Linked DNA regions of Homo sapiens: region 1 is linked to region 2. The links are chromatin contacts, found by Hi-C or POLR2A ChIA-PET in ENCODE. All regions are on one chromosome and are shown on one strand. Each heading gives the region's core, a stretch centred on a gene start or an enhancer-like site at or near the end of the contact. The rest is flanking DNA. Distances are from core to core; before and after follow the strand shown. Region 1 overlaps LOC105372399 (a long non-coding RNA gene). Region 2 has its middle 48 kb from the start of MAP3K10.

The links. Hi-C counts contacts between places; a loop is a spot of excess contacts on that map. ChIA-PET counts read pairs that join two places held with the same protein, here RNA polymerase II (POLR2A). Pooled maps may share reads with other maps.
Region 1: a loop to region 2 is called in a pooled map, with 3 times the contacts of the local background. The contact joins two enhancer-like sites. A Hi-C loop is called at or near these places in 2 of 50 pooled maps. POLR2A ChIA-PET finds 5 or more read pairs at or near these places in 2 of 52 experiments (A549 and Panc1).

Annotation. Positions count from the first base shown.
Region 1 is chr19:39,550,708-39,555,089 of GRCh38, forward strand. LOC105372399 (a long non-coding RNA gene) reads left to right here. Exons shown (of 3, transcript XR_935966.3): 2 at 2,439-2,649. Among named protein-coding and RNA genes, the nearest start is that of EID2, 13 kb to the left of the region's middle. RefSeq lists an enhancer at 1,911-2,000. Within about 2 kb of position 1,709, at least 2 of the 41 ENCODE cell types and tissues checked have a DNase peak (open chromatin) inside an H3K27ac peak, as active enhancers do.
Region 2 is chr19:40,141,560-40,146,198 of GRCh38, forward strand. No RefSeq gene overlaps it. Among named protein-coding and RNA genes, the nearest start is that of MAP3K10, 48 kb to the right of the region's middle. RefSeq lists enhancers at 2,944-3,093, 3,714-3,763. Within about 2 kb of position 2,237, at least 7 of the 41 ENCODE cell types and tissues checked have a DNase peak (open chromatin) inside an H3K27ac peak, as active enhancers do.

The DNA.
Region 1 (4,382 bases), core at 459-2,958, 590 kb before region 2:
TTTTTGCGTAGTCCAGGCCAGTTGTTTTGTATAACATCCCATACTTCTGGGATTGTCTGATTGTTTTTTCTTTTTTTTTTTTTGAGACGGAGTTTTGCTCTTGTTGCCCAAGCTGGAGTGCAATGGCATGATCTCGCTCACTGCAACCTCCACCTCCCAGCTTCAAGCGATTCTCCTGCCTCAGCCTCCCGAGTAGCTGGGATTACAGGCATGCACCACCATGCCTAGCTAATTTTTTGTATTTTTAGTAGAGACGGGGTTTCTCCATGTTGGTCAGGCTGGTCTCAAACTGGCGACCTCAGGTGATCCGCCCGCTTCAGCCTTCCAAAGTGTTGGGATTACAGGCGTAAGCCACGGCGCCTGGCGTCTGATTGCTTCCTTATGATTAAACTGTCCTTTCCCCTAAGTCACTGCTGCAAACAATTTCTGGAAATAAACATTTGCACATAAACCTCTAAGTAGAGGCCAGGACTCAGCCAGGCGCAGTGGCTCACGCCTGTAATCCCAGCAGTTTGGGAGGCCAAGGCAGGTGGATCACTTGAAGTCAGGAGTTTGAGATCAGTCTGGCCAACATGGTGAAACCCTATCTCTATTAAAAGTAGAAAAAAAAATTAGCTGGGCGTGGTGGCACATGCCTGTAATCCCAACTACTCCGGAGGCTGAGGCAGGAGAATTGCTTGAACCCGGGAGGCGGAGGTTGCAGTGAGCCAAGACCGGGCCACTGCACTCCAGCCTGGGTGGCAGAGTGAGATTCCACCTGTCAAAAAAAAAAAAAAAAAAAAAAAAGAGGCCAGGACTCAGAGCATCCTGGTAACGGTTGTGCAGAATCCACACTCCAGCTGGGAACACTGGGGAAAGTGGAGCCCACCGTTTTCTCTCTCCTTACTGTCGGGTCAGGCTTCTGCCCACTAGAGGGCAGCCAAGTCAAAATCTTGATAGAAACAAGTTCTAAAGACTTACCCAGATTTGCTATCTCTTCTGAGATAGTGTTTTTTTTTTCTTTTTTTTTCCTCTTTTTTTTTTGAAATAAGGCCTGGCTCTGTCGCTCAGGCTGGAGTGCAGTGGCACGATCTCGGCTCACGGCAACCTTTGCCTCCTGGGCTCAAGCTATCCCCCTGCCTCAGCCTCACGAATAGCTAGGATTACAAATGCATGCCACCATGCCCGGCTAATTTTTGTAGAGACGGGGTTTCACCATGTTGTCCAGGCTGGTCTTGAACTCCTGGGCTCAAGAGATCCACCTGCCTTGGCCCCCGAAAGTGTTGGGATTACAGGCGTGAGCCATCAGGGGCGGCCTTCTGAGATTGTTAATGTGAAAAATTCTATCGAAGTTGTCTATCAAAGTTGTCATCCACCATTTGTCTCTTATGAGTGTTCTTTTTTTTGAGATGGAGTCTTGCTCTGTCGCCCAGGCTGGAGTGCAATGGTGCGATCTCGGCTCACTACAACCTCCACCTCCCAGGTTCAAGCGATTTTCCTGCCTCAGCCTCACAAGTAGCTGGGATTACAGGCTCTCGCCACCATGCTGGCTAATTTTTGTATTTTCAGTAGAGGTGGGTTTCACTATCTTGGTCAAGCTGGTCTCGAACTCCTGACCTCAGGTGATCCGCCCACCTTTGGCCTCCCAAAGTGCTGGGATTACAGGTGTGAGCCACCGTGCCTGGCCCTTTTGAGTGTTCTTTTGGGACCCTGTCAGAGCAACTTACTAAGTACTTCCTCTATTGTTAACTTGTTGAGTTGATGTCTCCTCTGAAATTTTGTGTATATTTTGAGGAGATGGACTATTTCTAGAGGTCTCTCCAGAACTGAAACTGTGGTTTCCTGTAAGTCTACGAATACTGACTTCTCTTTTTTTTCCCTTTGAGACAAGGTCTTGTTCTGTCACCCAGGCTGGTGCAATCATGTCTCACTGCAGCTTCGACCTCCTGGGCTCCACTGATCCTCCTACCTCCGCCTCCTGAGTAGTTGGGACAATAGGCATATGCCACCATGCCTGGCTAATTTTTTTTGTTTTTGGTATATTTTGTAGAGATGGGGTTTTGCCATGTTGCCCAGGTTCTGACTTTTAATAAATAAGAAATTTGGTCTCTGTATCTTTCTTTTCCCCTTTATACTTCACTGAAGAAAATGAAGGTGGGCTTCTTCATGGGGCTGGGCCAGTAAAATTAGGCTACACTCATATAAGCATTTCCCCAAATCCTCCTAATACCTCTTGTGAAAAAGGGTATCTGCCACATAATACCATCAATTCTGTGACAAATTATTCTAACCCGCTGGTTCTCCATCCTGTCTGCACATTGAAATCACAGGGGAATGACATCTACTGATGCCCCTGTCTCTCTCTCAGAGATTCTGAGTGGGGAGGGAATTTGTGTTGGTGTAAGTGTGTGCCCCACAAGGGAAGGACCTGCCCAACACACCGTGTGCTTTGCCCTCAGCAAGGAGCCACAGCTGCAGGTGGATTTCCACACCGGGATGGATGAGGACTCAGACATCGCTTTCCATTTCCGAGTGCACTTTGGTCATTGTGTGGCCATGAACAGCCATGAGTGGGGGGTCTGGAAGTGTGAGGTGAAATCTGACAATATGCCCTTTGAGGGTGGCCAATCATTTGACCTGCGCATCTGAGTGCTGGACAAGGAGGACCAGGTGAGCACCCCAGGAGCTCCCAGCATGCAGCCTCTGTGGACTCCCAGAGCAGGAGGTAGCTCTCCCTGCCCTGGCCCCACCAGTCCCTCGGGACCCATCTCCCATAACGACTCCTGCCCCAGGCTTTTCATCACAGAGCACCCTCTGCTTGCACTGCCACCCTCAGCTCTTTCCCAAATCTGACCAAGGTCAAGGTTGGTTCACTTGCCATTTCCCCCAAGGTGGAGAATCATTTCCATAGCTGTCATTTCTGCTCATGCTGTTATTTACATTTTCATGTGGCCAAATAGACAAAATACATGTATGAATCAAATTATTTTAGTCAGTCAAAAATTAACTCTTCCTTTCACTCCCGAACCTCACTCCTACTCCCCAGAACAACACTACCAGCTTCTCTGCTCTCCTTCCAGAGATAATCTACCATTAGAGAACCGTATATTTCCTCTTCCTCATTTGTATAATATGCTTTCATTCCTTTTTGTATATATGCCTATACACATATTCATATATACATATATGCATATATGCTTTCATTTCTTTTTAAACAAATGCTGTTATAAATGTCTTTGTACATTACACTTTGGAAACTAGAGTCGATTTATAGTCAAAGAACATATCTTGGAGAATTCATCTATCTATGGTGCTGCTTCATTTTTCTTTTTTTTTTTTTTGAGATGGAGTTTCGCTCTTGTTGCTCAGGCTGGAGTGCAATGGCGCAATCTCAGCTCACTGCAACCTCCACCTCACAGGTCCAAGCGATTCTCCTGCCTCAGCCTCCCAAGTAGCTGGGATTAAAGAGATGCACCACCACGCCTGGTTAATTTTTTGTATTTTTAGTATAGATGGGGTTTCTCCATGTTGGTCTGGCTGGTCTCGAACTCCTGACCTTAGGTAATCTGCCCGCCTTGGCCTCCCAAAGTGCTGGCATTACAGGCATGAGCCACTGCGCTTGGCCTGCTGCTTCATTTTTTAAAGATTGCATAATATGCCAGTAGAAGGATGATCCAAAATGATTGAACTTGACCGTTTTGATGGTTACTGCGTGGTTTTTAGTATTTTGCTCTCACAAAGGGTGCTGTATTAAGCTTTCTAATCAACTCTTTTGTAATTATCAACCTACCAATACTTACATTGGAGGATACTTGCAAAGACATAAAATAATTGGTTGAAAATTGTGTGAAAAATCTTAAAATTTCATAAATTAATACCTTTAAGATGACTTTCTTCATAGCTACAGCAATACAGATTATATTGAAATTTTCTCACCTTCTCTAACGGGTAGGCCAAAAGGTGAACATTTTATTCAGCTCTAAGTGAGGCATCTGTTCATATGCCTACTATAGGCTGCTAAAATAATATCCTATGTTTTGCAACATCTGTCCTGTTCCTCCTCTCTAAGAACACTTGGGTTTCATTCTTGGCCACCTCCAGCCCAGATCTGGGCTACTCCAAAGAGAAACTGGGCCATCAGCAGTGAATGGGAGTCACAGTTGGTGGAACTTAAAAGTACCCATTCAATAAACATTGTCAAGCACTAACCTCGTGGCAGGCCCTGTGCAAGATGCAGGAATTCAAGGTCAAGAGACACAATCCCTGGCCATGGGGATCTTCCAGGCTAGAGGGGAGATCCAGCAAACAGGGACCACGTGACATAGAGGGGTAGAGCCTCACTGGAAGAATGAGAGGAAACATTGAAAATGCAGTGAGCAACTGTCTCAGATAGCCACAAAATG
Region 2 (4,639 bases), core at 987-3,486:
TCCCAGAATTTTGAGAGGCTGAGGCAAGCAGATCACCTGAGGTCAGGAGTTCAAGACCAGCCTGGCCAACATGGCATGGTGCATGCCATGTTGCAGCCAGGCAACATGGTGCAGCCAGGCATGGTGGCATGCACCTGTAATCCCAGCTACTCAGGAGGCTGAGGCAGGAGAATCGCTTGAGCCTGGGAGACGAAGGTGGCAATGAGCCAGCCGAGATTGTGCCACTCCACTCCAGCCTGACTGGCAAAGCAAGAGCCTGTCTCAAAAAATAAAAAATAAACTAAAGCTCAGCCTCACTCATAATAAAAGAAACACAATTAAAACTGCCCTGAGATCCTATTTCTCACCTAACAGATTAGCAAAAATCCAAATGTTGGACAGCCCTCTTGTTGGCAACGCTGTGGGGAAACAGGGACTCTTCCATTTTACTGATGGAATATAAAAAGATAAAACCTCCATGGAGGAGAATTTGGCAATATCTAGTGAATTTGCCCTTTGACTCAGCAATCCTACTTCTAGGAATTAGGTCCAAAGACACAGACAGAAATAGGAAACTTCATATGAACGTGCCTCTTCACTGGAGCCCTACGCATGATAGCAAAAAACTGGAAACTATTGCAATAGCCATGAAGAGGGTGCTGCTTAATTCAACTATGCTATATCCACAAATACAGAGCACTGTACAGCTGTGAAAATAAGATATATTAAGATTACATATATATGTGATGTGTGTGTATGTACAAGTGTGTACACACGTGTTTTTTTGTTTTGTTTTTTTGACTATTTGTTTGTTTTGTTTTGTTTTGAGACAGTCTTGCTCTGCCGCCCAGGCTGGAGTGCAATGGCACGATCTCAGCTCACTGTAACTTGCACCTCCCAGGATACAAGCCATTCTCCTGCCTCAACCTCCCTAGTAGCTGGGACTACAGGCACGTACCATGACGCCCTGCTAATTTTTGTATTTTTAGTAAAGATGGGGTTTTGTCATTTTTACCAGGCTGGTCTTGAACTCCTGACCTCAAGTGATCCGCCCACCTCAGCCTCCCAAAGGTCCTGGGATTACAGGCGTGAGCCACCACACCCGGCCCATGTGTACACACATATATAGTCACCTCCAAGATGTAGTTAAGTGAAAAAACCAAGGTGCAAATTGGTATGAACAGGATGTACCTTTTGCTCAATAGAGAGGAAAATGAATACATATGTTCATTGGTTTATATTTTCCAAGTAAATGGAATGTCAAAACAATTTTTGCGATTGGGACTCAATCACCCACAAAACAATGGTTTTGGTTTTTTGTTTTCTTGAGACAGGGTCTTGTTCTGTCACCCAGGATGGAGTGCAGTGGTATGATCACAGCTCACTGCAGCCTCCACTTCCTGGGCTCAAGCGATCCTCCCACCTCAACCTCCAGAGTAGCTGGGACTGCAGACGTGTGTGACCACGCCCAGCTAATTTTTTACTTTTTATAGAGATGGGGTCTCATTATGTTGCCCAGGCTAAAACAATGTCTTAAAGTAATTTAAGATATATTAATTTGACATAAATCCCTAATGGGGTATATCCTCCTGGAAAAAAAAGCACCATAAGAAAATCTTAAACTATATTTAGTCATCATATTACTAGTGATAGTATTGATATTTTAAAATTTTATATATGCACATATATATTCAGATATGCATATATATTCACATACTTCAAAACGTATGCTGATGTCACTACAATTCAAAATTCTCTTTTTTTCTTTGAGAATTCAACATTCTCTGAATAAGAAAAAAGAGGCATAATAATAACATTTTAGAAGTTGTAAAGGGCAAAACTAAACTATGGACACACATTTGGATAACTAATTACTATAAAGAAACACAGAGATGATTGCTATAAAAGTCAGGCTGGCCAGGCACGGTGGCTCACGCCTGTAATCCCAGCACTTTGGGAGGTCCAGGCGGGCGGATCACCTGAGGTCAGGAATTCAAGATCAGCCTGGTCAACATGGCGAAACCCCATCTCTACTAAAAATACAAAAAAATTACCTGAGTGTGGTGGTGCACATCTGTAATCTCGCTACTGGTGAGGCTGAGGCATGAGAATCACTTGAACCTGGGAAGTGGAGGTAGCAGTGAGCCGAGCTCATGCCACCTCACTCCAGCCTGGATGACAGAGTGAGACTCTATCTTAAAAAAAAAAAAAAAAAAAAGTCAGGCTGAGGGTTAATTTTGGTAGAGAGAAGGGAGGGGCTGGGCCTGGGCGCCTGGGCTAGGGCACGTGGAGAGGCTTATGAACAGCTGGCAAATTCTATTTCTTGACTTACATGTGGTTACAAGTGGCTTGCCTTAAAATAACACAATTTGTGTGTTTCGCTGAATTTCAGGAACTCCTATTTTAAGAACTTCCTGGGGTTTTTTTTTTTTTTTTAACAAAGAAATGTAGTACTTTGTTTTTTAAAAGGAAGATTTTTATTATATGAATCAATACCTAATAAATTAGAAGCAAAGCCTCTTGCAGAGAAAAAGATCCACCAATAAGGAGATCTGCGTTTCTTCAGGGGAAAAAAAAAATCATCTCCATCACAGAATTGAAAACAAAGGAATAATCGTACAGATTTGGGAAGCTGGGGACTTTGCCTTTGTTTTCCTTATTTTAAATTAGGAATGCTGGCTGATGAAATCAGAGCACCCTGTGAAAAGAACTGTACCAGACATCTTGATCAGCACCATTTTGGGCCTCTGCAATGTCAAATAAATTTGAATATATTTTTGCTTTTACAACGTTATGCTAGCTGTGAAACCACTTGAAATGCAGCATTTCCTGACAATGACAAAGCTCCTCCACGGGAAACTCTCTTTCTTTCTAATGTGTTAAGAAATAGACTTACATCAAAAAGAAAAGCATTCTCTATGAAACACAAACGCTTTGGAAGTGTCTAAAGGTGCCACAAAGGTTGCAATTCTCTCTCCACTTGCAAGAATTTTTTTTTTTTTTTCCCGAGATGGAGTCTTGCTCTGTCACCCAGGCTAGAGTGCAGTGGCTTGATCTCGGCTCACTACAACCTCCACCTCCCAGGTTCAAGCAATTATCCAGCCTCATCCTCCCAAGTAGATGGGATTACAGGCACATGCCACCATGCCCGGCTAATTTTTATTTTTAGTAGAGACGGGGTTTCACCATGTTTGCCAGGCTGGTCTCAAACTCCTGACCTAGTTGATCCACCCACCTCAGCCTCCCAAAGTGCTGGGATTACAGGCGTGAGCCACCAAGCCTGGCCTTTTTTTTTTTTTTTTTTTTTTTTTTTAAAGACAGGGTCTCACTCTGTTGGCCAGGCTGAAGTGCAGTGGTGTGATCTCGGCTCACTGCAACCTTGAACTCCTGGGCTCAAGTGATCCTCCTGCCTTGGCCTCCCAAGGTGCTGGGATTACAGGTACCAGGTGAGCCTTCACACCCGGCTCACTTACAAGATTATAGTGAGATCAAACGTGGAGAACTTCTGATCCAGATTCAAATGGTCTAGATTTATATTCTGGCTCCCTCACTTACTAGCTGCGTGACCTTAATCAAATCACTTAACCTCTCTGATTCTGTGACCACACACATAAAACTGAGATATGACAATGCCTACCTCCTAGAGGTTGTCATGAGAATAAACTGTTTTAACAGAAGTAAGACACTTAGGACAGGGCAAAGCTATCTTGAGCCTTACTAGGCCAAGGGACCAGAGAAGCTCAGATCCAAGCACTCCATACTGAGTGGCCATGCTGCAAAACTCCCACAAACCCCAAATCAACACAGATTGGCTGGGCAAGGTGGCTCGCACCTATAATCCCAGCACTTTGGGAGGCTGAGGTGGGTGGATCACTTGAGCCCAGGGATTTGAGACGAAAGAAAGAATGAGAGAGAGAGAGAGAAAGAGAGGAAGGAAGGAAGGAAGGAAGGAAGGAAGGAAGGAAGGAAGGAAGGAAGGAAGTTAGGAAGTTTATTCTCTTACTGTTCTGGAGGTCAGAAGCCAACAATCAGCTTCCCTGGGCAAGCAAACAAGAAAGAGAAAAGAAAGGAAATAACACAGATTTATTCTCTTACAGTTCTGGAGGTCAGAAGCCAGCAATCAGCTTCCCTGGGCTAAAGTCAAGTGGTTGGCAGGGCTGATTCTTTCTGGAGGCACTGAGGGAAGACCTTATGTCCTTGTCTTTTTAGCCACCCGTATCCCCTGGCTCGTGGCCCCCTCCTCCTTCTCCAAAAGTGGCCCTCGGCTGGGTGAGGTGGCTCATGCCTGTAATTCCAGCACTTAGGAAGACCAAGGCGGGTGGATCACCTGAGGTCAGGAGTTCAAGACCAGCCTAGCCAACATGACAAAACCCCATCTCCACTAAAAATATAAAAATTAGCCAGACGTAATGGTGAGCACCTGCAATCCCAGCTACTCAGGAGGTTGAGGCAGGAGAATTGCTTGAACCCAGGAGGCGGAGGTTGCAAAGAGCTGAGATCACACCACTGCACTTCGTCTCAAAAAACAAACAAACAAACAAACCCGCATCCCTCTAATGTTTGCTTCCATTGTCACATCGACATCCCTCTGACCAACTTCTCCTGTGTCCCTCTTGTAAGGATCTTTGTGATTCTATTCAGGACCCACCCAGGTAACCCA